2 separate regions of the Homo sapiens genome follow, and region 1 is linked to region 2. The links are chromatin contacts, found by Hi-C or POLR2A ChIA-PET in ENCODE. All regions are on one chromosome and are shown on one strand. Each heading gives the region's core, a stretch centred on a gene start or an enhancer-like site at or near the end of the contact. The rest is flanking DNA. Distances are from core to core; before and after follow the strand shown.

Region 1 (6,892 bases), core at 3,293-5,792, 69 kb before region 2:
TTCTGTTTTTCATTTCTCTATTTCCTTTTTCCTGTATTCCTGTGGTTACTGGGACATTTTTTTTTGGATTCCATTTTGATTTATTGATAGTGTTTTGGAGTGTCTCTCTTTGTGTGGCATTTTAACTGGTTGCTCTAGGTATTACATTATATCTATATAACTTTTTTTTTTTTCAGACAGAGTCTCACTTTGTTGCCCAGACTGGAGTGCAATGGTGAGATCTCAGCTCACTGCAACTTCCACCTCCTGGGTTCAAGCAATTCTCCTGCCTCAGCCTCCCAAGTAGCTGCAATAACAGGCCCCCCCGCCACCACACCCAGCCAATTTTTGTATTTTTAGTAGAGACGGGGTTTCACCATGTTGGCCAGGCTGGTCTCAAACTCCTGACCTCAAGTGATCCAACTGCCTCGGCCTCCCAAAGTGCTGGGATTACAGGCATGAGCCACCACATCCAGCCCATTATATCTATATAACTTATCACAGTCTACTGGTGTTGACATTTTACCAGTGCAAGTGAAGTGTAGGAGCACACCTCCCTTTATATTCCTCTACCCTTTCTTATTTATAATATGTCTTAAATATTTCCTCTATATACATTTAGAAACTCATCAAACAGTGCTATAATTTTTGCTTCAATCATGAAACAATTCAGAAATCTCCAGAGGAGAAGGAAAATGTATTTGTCTATATTTTTGCCCTTTCCATTGTTCCTTCTTGTTCCTAATGCTCCAAGATGGCTTCTTTTATCATTGTCTTTCTGTTTAGAGAACTTCCATTCTTTTAGGTCTCTGGTGACAAATTATCTTAGTTTCCCTTCATCTGTGATGTCTTGATTTCCTCTTTCATTCCTGAAGGATATTTTCATGGCATATAGAATTCTGGGCTGAGATTTCTTTTCTTTTCTTTTCTTTCTTTTTTTTTTTTTTTTTTTTGAGACAGAGTCTCACTCTGTCATCCAGGCTGGAGTGCAGTGGCATGATCTCGGCTCACTGCAACTTCTGCCTCCTGGTTTCAAGCGATTCTCCTGCCTCAGCCTCCTGAGTAGCTGAAATTACCAGCACCCATCACCATGCCTGGCTAATTTTTGTATTTTTAGTAGAGATGGGGTTTCACCATGTTGGTCACACTGGCCTTGAACTCCTGACCTCAAGTGATCTGCCTACCTCAGCCTCCTCAAAGTGCTGGGATTACAGGGATGAGCCACCATACCCAGCCTGAGGTTTCTTTTCTTTCAGCTCTTAGGAAATGCAGTGACATTTCTTTTTGGCTCCCTTGGTTTTTAATGAGAAACCCAGTGTCATTTGAATTGTTTCTCCTCCAGGTAAGGTGTCATTTCTCTCTTGCTGCTTTCAATATTTTTCATTTGTCTTTGGTTTTCACTATAATGTGAAAGTTTCACATTAAATTTTACCATGATGTTTCTTGGGATAAATTTCTTTGAATTTATTTTGTTTGAGGGTCACTCAGTTTCTTGAATCAGTAAATTTATGTCTTTTGACAAATTTAGGAAGTTTTCAGCCATTATTTCTTTGAGTACTTTTTCAGCCCTCATTCTCCTCTTCTTCTGGAACTCTGATGACAATAAATGTTAGAATTTTTTAATCATCCCACATATCCCTGAAACTCTCTTGTTCTTCTACTACTACTCTTCTCCTTCTCCTCCTTCTTCTTACTCTTCTGTCTATGTTCTCTTTGTTCAAACTGGGTAATATCTGTCGTTCTATCTTCGAGTTTGTGGATACTTTTCTCAGTCCATTCTACTGTTAAGCCCATCATTGAGTTTTTAATTTCAGTTACTGTATTTTTCAGTTTTAAATTTCTCATTTGGTTCTTCTTTTTATCTTCTATTTCTTTGCCTAGATTTTCTATTTTTCACTTGTTTCAGGTGTGTTTGTAATTGCTTTTTGAAGCATATTTATCATATTTGCTTATCATATTCTAACATTTCATCATCTCAGTATTGGTATATATTGATTGTCTTTTTCATTCAAATCGAGGTTTTGCTGGTTCTCAATAAGACAAGTGATTTTTGACTGAAACCTGGACATTTGGGGTATTATGTTGTGAAATTCTGGATTCTATTTAAACCTTCTGTTCCAGTTGGTTTCTTCTGAGATTGCTCCAGCAGCAAAAGTGGAGACACTGTGCTGTCTTGTTACTGCCAGGTGGAAGTAGAAGTTCATGTTCTCTACTTGTCCTTTATTAATGCCTGGGGAGGGGGGCGGGGGTGGGAAGATCCTTGTTCCTACTAGCCCAGAGTGGCAATTCTACCTCCCCACTAGGCTCCACTGATTCCACCCCTGTGGGAGACAGGGAGGGATGCCTCGTTATTCCTAAGTCCGGGCTCTCCGTGTATTCTCCATTGACGGTGCAGTGGCAGGAGCTAAACTGTTTTCCTCTATAATACTTGCTGTCAAAAATGAAGCTGTGACGAACATCTGTGCTCCAGTGGGAGGATCTAGAGTCTTAGAGGTAGAACTGCTGATAAGAGAAAATGCTTATGACGCTTTGAGAGCAGTGCTTTTCAAATTGGGCATTCCAGTGGGTGCTGGGGACTTCATGAGGGAGCATAGGGAGCTACACGGGTGTCAGGCAGGTGGGGATTTGGGTTCTCCACACTAATTCAGCAGGAGAGGCCTCCCTCTCCCCTGTCCCATTCACTCAGCTCTGAGCCAGATTTCATTTGAAACATTAGTTCCATGGCTGAAAAAAGAGAAAGCATTTGGAAACCACGGTGAAAATATCTGAGTTTCTCTCTATTTGTGGATGTCTGTGATGATATGAATCATAATCCATCCCAGCGACGTTTCTGAGGCTGCTTGGGGAAGGAGCCATGAACCGGAGTATAACTGGCTATAAGAGCCTTTGAAAATAATGAATTTGCCATCAGATTATCTTAAAATGCAAACCATCTTGTTGCATTTAAAACAGCATTTAATTTATAACAAAGCTAATTAACACATCATTTTTCAGACACATATCAATTATGCGAAACGAGGTGCACCTGTACTAAAATTCCTTGGTTCACTGATTCGAAGAAGAACATCAGCAAGAACATCAGCTCGGATGGGCCCTTAGAGAGCAACAATAGATTTGAAATAAGGGACAAGCCAGGAGGTTGCCGGGGGGCGGGTAGGGGGATAGTTGCAAAAATGTTCTGAACTTTAAAATAACGGTCCCTTGCAAACAGAAGTTTTTTCTCCAAAGTGTCTCTCCTCCAGATCTCCCATCTACCATTTCCACCCTGCATGTGAATCTCACTTCTAGAGGCAGCTGCCTCACGTTCAGCTTACGACACCTTCAGAAGCTTTGCTAATAAATGCATATCGAAAAAGCGTTCTGCCCATGGGGACCAATTTCTTTTTCCATCACCCGTGGCTTCTCAACATGAAATTAAAGGCAGAAGCAAGTAATTGCAGCTGGTGGCAGCTCCCAAGGTTTAGCTACTGCCAAGGGATCTGGTCCATGCCTCGTCCCCTCTGTTTCTCCCTCCTCTCATCCAAGGACCAAGCAAAATATGGGGCATGACCTGCAAGAAGGTGATCCTCCCAGCTAGAGCACAGCTCTCTGAGTAGCAGTTCTCAGGAAGCCTGTGAGCTAGCCCAGCCAGGGGCTTTTCCAGGCTTTGTCTCAAGTGCAGGGCTTGGAGAAGAATATTGCCAGCCTTCAGTCCCAACTCAGGACCATCAGTGACCTCATGGGGACCTCACTTTGGTGGGAGAGGTTGGAGGATGATGCTCTCCTCCCAGGGAAGTAAGCCTAAGGGCAGATTCCTCTCTCTGCCCTGGGGGAGAAAGTAAAAGGGAGGGAGGGCTTCTCACAGTGCCCATCTGGCCCTGTGGAGAGTTGCTGGTGACATTTCAGTCAGTCATCCAGTCAAACTCATGTGTACCAAAAAAAAAAAAAAAAAAAAAAAAAAAAAGGCAAGTAGAATGTGCCGAAGGCTTGGAGTCAAGGATAGCATCATGATTTTTGGCTTGAGCTAAGAAACGATGGAGTTGCTGAGATGTTGGGAGGCGTACATAGCTTTTGGGGGTAGAAATCAGGAGTGCAGGCTTGTCAGGGAGGCAGTTGGATTTATGACCCCAGATTTCAGGGGAGAGGGCTGGTCTGGAGATAGAAATGAGGGAGGCACCAGCTGGTTTGGACATTCTTTCCCCAACGGTTTCATACCTGGCAAGGCCTCACTCCCCACTGGTGGGTTGGGTGTGTTCTCCCCCACGGGCCCTGCCCACCTGCCCTCTCTCCCTGCGGAGAGGGGCCTCCCCTGGGGGCCCTCCACTCCTGCCAGCCGAGCTCCTGGGCTGGCGAGTTCTCTCTGTGCTCAGGCCCCAGACGGAACACCTTCTGATAAGATTCCCCAGCCCGCTCACGGCTGCCCACCCACTCCAGCCAAGTGTCACGGAAGGAATGTGGTGGCAGCTGGGCCCGAATCACAAGACAGAAACTCCCAGGACACGTAGGTCAAGCCAGGAAGTGCCTCCTGAAAGGGAGAAGCCCGGACAGGCCGTGCATGGGCGGGGGCTCAGAGGAAACCAGCGCCAGTGAGTCAGCCTGCAGTTCTGTTGGACAGAGTGTGGGCTGCCAGAGAAAACAAATTCCTCCAGCAGGTTTATCTCCTTGTGGAGGAGGCCTAATCAGCAGCACGAAGTGGCAAAGGAGGGAGGCCATATGCTCCTGACCTGGCTGAGCTGCCCATGCCCGGATTAGCTGGGTCAGCCAGGCCGAGCGCCTGGTTCCAGGATGGAGGCTCGCTTCTGGTGGGTCCTGGGTAGGGCAGAGGCCCCCGTACCAAGCCAGCCAGATCCATCCCATCCTAAACCCTCCAGGGGGATGGAGCTCCAACAGAAATGAGGAGGGGCAGAAAGGAGACAAATGAAAGCAAATGTGGGTGCAGAATTTCTGAGGTGCCACAGGAAACTTTCCACAGCCACATGCTGTGCTTTCAGTGGGAAATGTGTTAGGCTTGGCAATGCCAGGGAGGGCCACAGTGCAGGGGAGGTGAATGGTGGCTTCCGGATTTGTGCAGCGCACACTCTGCCCTGCCATCCCCGGGGCCCTGGATGGAAGGTCACAATTCTTTATCTATATGGCTTCAGTGATGTTAGGAGAGGCACATTCCCATCCTCAGCAGGTGCATTTGGAGAATCCATAGCACCTAAGAAAACAGGACAGGTGGGCCCTGCTCAGTGGAGCAAGTCACCTGCCCCTTAACAAGGACCACATGTAACCACCCTCAGTTCTTCCTCCACTCCTGCTTCCTTCTCCAGGGGTTCTCAGAGTGTGGCTCCCAGTCCGGCAGCACCAGCACCACCTGGGAACTTGATAGAAGTGCAAATTCTTGGGCCCTCCCAAGACCTGCTGGATGGGAAACTCTGGGGTGGGGCCTAGTTGTGTGTTTAATAGCCTCACCCCACCACCTTCCCCCAGGAAGAAGCATCTTTCTCCCCTACGCAGCCTGGGGACAGGCAGCTCTGGCCTTGGAATCACTAGGGGAACTTTTAAAAGTGCCCGTGCCTGGGTCTCACCCCTACAGATTCAGATTTCTCTGGTCTAGGTTTTAGCCTGGGCATCAGGATTTTTGGCTGTTTTGCAGGCTGAAAGTGCTTCTGTGTTCTGGGGTGCTGGGCTCAGGGTCATCACCTGGAACCACGAACCATGAGATGGAGGCTTGCACTTGACACCTTGCAGGTCTGACCCTCATGCCTGGGGAGACAGCTCAGCTCAAGAGAGGTGCTTGTCTTCGGCGTGCACCGGAATCATGCCTGGGGAGAGAGCTCAGCTCAAGAGAGGTGCTTGGTCTTCGGTGTGCACCAGAATCATGCCTGGGCTGTGAGGGGGGTGCCCAACCATGCAGATTCCTGGGAATCTTCCCCAGACATCCCAGTTTGGTAGGCCTGGAGTGGGGCTGGGGAGTGTGCATCGTGAGCAATGTCCTGGGTGATTCTGATGTGTGCTCAGGGATCTTCCCTTTGAGAGCCACAGAACAGGGACATCTGAATGAGGTTCTGCTTCCATCTCTACCACTCACCAGCCACAGGCCCCCAGCAAGCCCCTTCACCTATGGTTGCTTTGTGCGTAACTTGGGGAAAACAGCAGCCTCCCTGGACCCCTCAGCACAGTCCTGAGACCACATGGATCTGGGCAAGACTGGCCGCTGTGGATGGCAGGACAGACAGAAGGAACTGCTCGACTGTCCTCCGGCCACCTACAGTTGGCCTGCGTGGAAGGAGTAATACTTACTGAGACTGCCCAGCAGAGGTGGCGAGTGTCGTGGCCGAAAGACCAGGCCCAGAGTGCGTGGGTGCCACTCGCAGCTCCCAGCAGCCGCAGGGAGGGGGCTGTGGGTCCCAGGCAGGCTTTGGGGTGCAAGGCAGGAGAAGGGGCAGGCCCTGAGGTCCCAGGAGCTGGATCTGAGACCAAGAGGCTGCAGGCGCCAGGGAGCTCCTGTTTTCTGATGGGCTTCATGACCTTTGAGACTTCAAGTTCTGTTCAGCTGCCCCTGACCACAGCCGACCACAGCCACTGAACCTGACAGGAGTTTCGTTTTCTTATAGAGCAAGTCCAGAAGCAGGCAGGGCTGGTGGAGCCACATGAGGAAGTGCTGGGGATCCAGGCTCCTTTGAGCATCCGGCTCTGCCATCCCAAGCATAGACTCTGTCCTCAGAGTCGCCAGATGGCCACCCCCAGCCGGACTCCGCTTCTGCATTCAGGCAGGAAGCAGCGAGGAGACAGGGCGGTGGCTGTGTCTGGAACACCACACTTCCCCAGGCGTCCCGGCACCCTGCCACGTGCAACTCACTGGTCAAACTGGATCCCCTCCAGGTCTCAGCTTGGGGGAAAGCTGAGAAATGTGGCTGCCTGGAACAAAAACCAGGTGGTGAGGTGGGAG
Region 2 (6,940 bases), core at 4,441-6,940:
TTAGTTCTCTGAACCTATTTAAAATAGCCAATTTAAAGTCTTCATCTAAAAATCCAATGTCTAGACTTCCTCAGGTGTCTATTTTTTATTCCTCCCATGTATGGAACATACTTTCTTCTTTATGTGTCTCATAATTTTTCTGTGGAAAACTGGACATTTCAAAGAACAATGTGGCAACTCTGGAAATCATACCTAGCTTTTTATTTCCTTGCTAAGGGTTTGATGTACTTGCTGGGTTTTTGGCTTGTTTAGTGACTATTCTGAACTAATTCAGTAAAGTCTATATTCTTTATAGTGCGTGGATACTGAAGTCTCTGCTAGGGTTGTTTAGTGGTCAGCTAATGATTGGACAGAAATTTCCCTAAATGCCACTAAGGGAGTTTTCTTACTGTGCTACATCTCCAAGTCTGTGCTAAGGGCTCTGGGTGCATGTTGGAGCACCCCTTCAACACTGAGCCAGGAAGACGACAGGAAGGAAGCTGCCTTTGGCCTCACTTTCTGCTTGTGTGTCAGGGTCAACCGATGGTGACAGCTCAAGATGTTCTTAAGTCTTTCCTGAGCAGGAGTATAACCCTTGGCATATGCAAAGCTCTACACATACACATGACCATCTGAATTCCCAAGAATACCAGAGCTTTTCAAGGTCCCTATGGACATCTCATTCCCAAGCTTTTCCTTTTACGTTTTTGGTTAGCCTATTGTCTGCTCCAAAGCTTAGCCACCACTTGAGGCAACCACAAAATTAACCAATTGCCTCTGAGTCTCTCTTGACTAATGTCCCTGGGAAAAAGGCTTTTCACACCTGGCAAGCTCCAATCCGGTAAAATAAAGACAGTCTTGCAAATGAGGTCTTCCAGGGACCTGCCTGCCAGGTCAAATAATGACAATTCTCTGGGAATGAGGCTTTGAAGGAGTTCTAACCCCATTCTGCCCCCTCTAGTGGCTTCCAGGCTGCTACTTTTCACCTTCATTGTATACTGTTGGTTTTCAAGGATACAACAGAGACGGAAGGGGGAGATAGGAATAGGGCAAGTTAAAACACCACAAAACTCGTTGTTCGTATCGAGATTCAGCCATTTCTCTTGAATAAATACTCCACCATTGACATTCTGAGCATTCACATGGTTCAAGCTCAATTATTCTATAAACTGCAGTAACTGAGAGAGGCAACCAAATTGGATAAAGTATGAGTTTTTAGCCACACTCCAAATGAATGTTGCCATAATTTTTCAGAGGCCTGGATTTCATTATGTATCTATTTTAAAAATCTTGGATCATTTAGACTCAAAAATCACAATAAGAAACAAAACCTGATATTCTTTAACACAGGTAGCAAAGATAATCCACACTTGAGTGGAAAAAAGTCTGGCTAACCCTTGAAAGTCTCTTAATTACATACAGAAATAATCTCCGAATGCTACACCTTCTGCCCATCCACCACACTCGCTGCCAGTACCTTCTGTCTCCAAAGTACAAGGGGACCACACATACAGTCATACTTCAAAGGCTGTGAAGCAAGCTCTTTTCCTGACCGAGAGAATGTCAGTCACTTGGCTATGATCAATTCCTTTCCTAGAGACACCGGCATCACTTTCAGATCTATTAGCTGATGACACAAGGAGGTAGCTCCTCACTGTAGGCACAGTGAAACTTGAATGATTTTTTTTTGAGACGGAGTCTCGCTCTGTTGCCCAGGCTGGAGTGTAATGGCGTGATCTCAGCTCAATGCAACCTCTTCCTGCCGGGTTCAAGCAATTCTCCTGCCTCAGCCTCCCGAGTAGCTGGGACTGCAGGTGCGCGCCACCACGCCTGGCTAATTTTTTGTATTTTTAGTAGAGATGGGGTTTCACCATGCTGGCCAGGCTGGTCTCAAACTCCTGACCTCAGATGATCTGCCCTCCTCGGCCTCCCAAAGTGCTGGGATTATAGGCATGAGCCACTGCCGAGACTTGATTTTTAGATAGACATAGAGCTAGTTTCAAAAATACAAACTTTATAAAAACCCCCTTTGTTTGAAGAAAAGGCAAGATATTCACTGAGTTTCTGGGAAATGTAGGAGAACCTCAATAGAAGCAAGCAGGAGTGAATGAAAACCACAAAAATGAAGGCATAATAAAACAGGCAGGGTAATGTAAGGATCCATTTAAAGAAGAGTCTTAAAGAGAGTGTGTTTATGAGTCTGTGAAATGAATTTACATCTCAAATTTTATCAGGTTGCAACATTAGTGTTGGTCCAGTTAGAAATCCATGTTCATAAATCATCTTAATAAAAATGTTTTTATTTATGCTGAGGCAATGTATTGTGTTTAAGTACTTTATAGCAAAGATTAGAATTTCTGATTTTTCATTCAGGAAAGGGAAAAACCTTTACTACTACTAATTTTAAAAATTGGCTTTGAAAGTCCCCACAGACTACAAAATAGTTACATATTTTAGAGAAAATTATATGCAGAGCCTCATAAGCCAACTGGTATTGAAGCCTTTTTTTCCCCCTAGACTGTAAAGATTTTAATTCGTAATGCTCAACGTAAAACAGAAGTGAGAGGTACATTACACTAGTCGGACAAGCTGGAATGTGAAAGGTCTTAGTGAGGCACGGTGACCAAAAGATGTTTAATGTACACCTCACTTTTCCAGAAGAGAAGGGTCAGGTAACAAAGAAGTTCATCACTCTTATCCGTTAGCCAGAGTGGATCCTCCACCCAAGCCAGGGTTCTTTTGAATAGGGATCATTTAATTATTATGTATTTTAAGAATGTGCTCAAAACATGTATTAACTGAAGATGCAGCATTTCATCCACACAATGTTATGTAATTAAGGTTTTTGGTATGATAACAATTGGACATACTGAAGAACACTGATAGGGTAATCCACTAAAATCGGCCCCCTTTGCACTACTTCATAGGAAGGCCTATGCTCATGAGGCTATCCTGGACTTTAAAACTTATCGCTAACCACACAAGAGTTCACTGAAGTAAACTTACCTGAACAGAGATGATACTTTCCAAGTAGCTCACTTTTTTTGCATTACTATTATTGTGTGAATACTTTTCTACCTAGTGTAACTGTTGCTCAAGAAAACAACATATATAATAACTTCAGATTTGCTTTTCTGCAAAGCTTTGGACACAATTCAAATATATAGCATGTAGGCAAATTTTCTCCAGTTGGTAAGACTCCTTTATAGTATCAAAAGATTAAGAATGACATCGATAAATCCAGCATAAAATTTCCATAATGAACAGCACCAGGGAAACCACTTAAGTTCCACTTCTCATCAATTAAGTTCAGGTGCTGTACCCAAGGATTAAGGTTGAGACTGCCCAAAGGTTGTCTGCCCAGCCCACTGCTGTTGTTTAACACACCGTAGTTCATAATAGGTAGAGAAAGAATGCCTGGATTGTAAGCATTTTTGTAAAATTTCAAACAAGGTAAAACTAATGTATCACCTTATCACAATGAGAATCCTGAATACCAAGTTAGCACATTTCATAGCTCCATTCCATGACATATGATTGTAGAGGATGAAATAGAAAAATGTAGCAAGACATTTACTGTCACTTAAATCATAGGTAGCAGTCACTTAGGCCTGAAGCACAATTGTGAAGTTTCATGCCACATTTTCACCAGCTAACTTATATACATGTAGAGGTTATGTTAAACTTCAATTATTCCAAAGGATGAAAGTGTTACATTTTGATACAGATCTTCAGTTCCTATTTTACTATAAGCCTTTGAAATGTTAAGGCTGAATAGACCAAGATATGAAAAGGGACAAGAGGAAGTAAGAACAGTGCAGATACAGTGGGAACACACGGTAACTTTCTGCCTTCTCCATTCTACGTGGACGGTGTGCTTTCCGGGCAGCAGGTGTTGTGACTGTAAAAAGATCACACATTTGTCAGTAACTATGTAGGATTTTTGGCACTGTTAAGAGCGTAGCATTATAAAGTCAGGGCAGCTAATAAAAATTCCCTCAACCAAATTTTTGATAAGTCTGAAATTAAAAAAAAATAATTTTTCTACCAAGCAAATTCTTGGTTCTCCATTCAGCCCTGCCTTTTAGAAAACTTACATCATTAAAAAACATTTTAAAAAAAGAATCACTTCACAGCAAGCAGATGAACATCTGGCAGCAAAGCAACATTAAAATGCCATCCTTTGAAAGGAAGAGCAAATACGTGACTTCTTCATGAAGAGTTCTTTCTGGCAGGGTGGAGGCTCACAGACTTTCTGTTTATGGACTTTTGCAGAAGTCGAAGGCTGAATTTGGACCTGCTTTTCCTGTATTTTCTCAGTTGCATCTGGGCAGTAAGCTAAGTATACAAGAAACGAGGGCCAACATGAAGACAGTGTGGTGCACCAGGTGACGAAGTAAATGTGCACGGGCTGTACTTTGAATCATCCTGTTAAAAACCAGTAGTGGGCCGGGCGCGGTGGCTCACGCCTGTAATCCCAGCACTTTGGGAGGCCGAGGCGTGCGGATCACGAGGTCAGGAGATCGAGACCATCCCGGCTAACACGGTGAAACCCCGTCTCTACTAAAAATACAAAAAATTAGCCGGGCGTGGTGGCGGGCGCCTGTGGTCCCAGCTACTTGGGAGGCTGAGGCAGGAGAATGGCGTGAACCCGGGAGGCGGAGCTTGCAGTGAGCCGAGATCCCGCCACTGCACTCCAGCCTGGGCGACAGAGCGAGACTCCGTCTCAACAACAACAAAAAAAAACCAGTAGTGGAAGTAGCTGAAGCCTTTCACATGTGACAAAAATATTTCAAAGTCAGTATAAACTGAATCATAAACCCATCAAAAAAGAACACGGAGGTCTTATTTCAATGTGTGTTTTCTCCCCCTTTCTCATTGTATGGAAACTTTATATTGAGAAAGAAAAAAATCAGATCTTGTAAAGCTTCAAATATTCCTCAAATTCTTCTCATATAAAAAAAATCTTATCAGGAAATTTAAAAACTTCAAAAATCATTTTTCTGCAAACACTTTTAAAAAACAGGAAGTGTATTTCATTACAATCTACATTTTTGTTTTTAAAATCCCTCACAAAAGTCTGTTGCTACACTGTAGAACGTATAAACAAGGCTGGAACTTTCCAGAGGGTGTGTGCTCTGGGACCCTCACTGAGCCTCCATGGGAGCCTCACTTTGCTGCCAACTCAGGCGCCCCACCCTGCTACTCAAGACCATTGAGGCCACGGGGTTTGCTGAAACTCCTCAAAAACTGACAAGTTTCCACTGGAGACACTGTGGAGAACATGGTCTCAGGGAAATAACTCTCTGGGGAAAGCAAGGGAGGGGAGAGGAGAGGAAGCATCACTGAAGGTATGTGTGTTCAAAAGGGAATCTGGCTAGATGATCAAGTCACTGTTCTCCAAGGACCGGAAACTTGCTTTAAATTAGATTTGGGGAGGCCCATCAATCTAAATGGTTTCTGTAAAAGACACACTCACATAAAAAGGAAAAACACAGAAGACAAATGGGTCCTTAATTTGGGGGAGGATATATTCCAACTTGGGGGAAGGGTGAAGGCATTTTAGCTCTGAAGCTCAATCATGACATTTCTAGAGAGTTCTGCAGTGCCCCCGCATTGGACAGGACAGGATGGAAGAGTGTGCTGGACTGGCTGGATTCCCCAGTGTCAAGCTGGCAGCGCTCCTGAGGTTCTTGAGTGTTTATCAACTCAGCAGGTCAAAAGTCTGCAGACACTGGGTGGAGCAGCAGTAAGCCACAAAACTAACAGTTGTCTTCCTGGAAGGGGAAAAAGGGAGAGAAGAACGCTGTGAGTTCAAGATTAAAGTCTCTGATTCTTTCTGCTGGAAACTTTTTTCTTTGTTAAAATGGAGGATTAGCCATGGTCAACAAACTGCATAATAGAAATTTAAATTTCCTTTTCAAACTGAGCACTGGAATCAGGTGAAGTATGTACATGTGAATGTTCATTTTATTTATTTATTTTTTGAATGTTCATTTTAATAGCAGCGTTCAGAAGATATATTATCCCTAAAGTAGAAACTAAGAAAAAAAAAAAAAACAAATGCCTTTTCCACATTACGTTTCGAACTCTGCTTTCTAGAACCAACAACGCAATCACAGAATTGAAGTCCATTATAAAAATCATGTAACAGAAAATGTCTCCAATTTAGCCAGAACACATATATACCACAGAGCTTAAACAACATAATTTTAAGGAATTTATCCTACAAATGTACGCATACACATAGGTTGCTCGTAGAGGTCATTTCAGAATCTGAATAATACAGTTCAAAGGTCTTCCCACATATCAGAGGTTTGGGCACCTTTGTGCGTGAGTCATGAGCCCCAGGGGGCCTCTGACCCACTCTGGACAGCTCCAGCTATTAGATGCCTTGTTTTCCTGCCAGAAGTGCTATCCTCTGGTAGAGGGAGAAGACTCTCTTGTTGTTTCCACAAGACCCCCTGTGCTGATTGTTTTCTATTTCCTCACCCCCAACACAGTCCGCCTTTCCCTGTGGCCCAGGAAGGGGACCTCTGTAGACTTTACCAGCAAAGTTGCCTCAACTCTAGCTTCTGGTTAGGCCAGCGAGAGGCACCAGCAGGAGGCACCAGCAGGGGGCTGAAGGGCAGGAAGAAGGAAGGTTGAGTATTTCCACCCCACTCCCTCTCTACCTCTGGGACTGGAGCTCCTATCAGGCAGGCCCCCTTTGCTACCTCTGGTTCTCGCCAGGCTCCAGAGAGAGCTCCCTTTGCCCTTCAGGCCCAAGGATTAAGCATGGTAAGGGCTTCCTACTGCTGTGAGTCCCTGCGTGCCTCAGTATCCTTCTGGGTGCTCTCCACCCTGCCCAAACTTCAGCCAATTGTCCTTCTTCATTAATTTCTCTTCAAAGTCTCAGCCAAATGTGCATTTTGTTTTCCAGCCCTGATGAATACAGTATGTGTTATGAGAAGTGGCCCAA

What was found. A loop is a pair of places that touch in the nucleus more often than their neighbours do. ChIA-PET counts read pairs that join two places held with the same protein, here RNA polymerase II (POLR2A). Pooled maps may share reads with other maps.
Region 1: a loop to region 2 is called in a pooled map, with 2.0 times the contacts of the local background. The contact joins two enhancer-like sites. A Hi-C loop is called at or near these places in 5 of 50 pooled maps. POLR2A ChIA-PET finds 5 or more read pairs at or near these places in 2 of 52 experiments (HEK293 and OCI-LY7).

The regions. Positions count from the first base shown.
Region 1 is chr15:99,452,746-99,459,637 of GRCh38, reverse strand. No RefSeq gene overlaps it. Among named protein-coding and RNA genes, the nearest start is that of LINC03080, 21 kb to the right of the region's middle. RefSeq lists an enhancer at 6,401-6,710. Within about 2 kb of position 4,542, at least 30 of the 41 ENCODE cell types and tissues checked have a DNase peak (open chromatin) inside an H3K27ac peak, as active enhancers do.
Region 2 is chr15:99,384,846-99,391,785 of GRCh38, reverse strand. It overlaps LRRC28 (leucine rich repeat containing 28), which reads right to left. Exons shown (of 10, transcript NM_144598.5): 10 at 1,057-5,756. The coding sequence ends at 5,684. Among named protein-coding and RNA genes, the nearest start is that of LINC02244, 14 kb to the left of the region's middle. Within about 2 kb of position 5,690, at least 10 of the 41 ENCODE cell types and tissues checked have a DNase peak (open chromatin) inside an H3K27ac peak, as active enhancers do.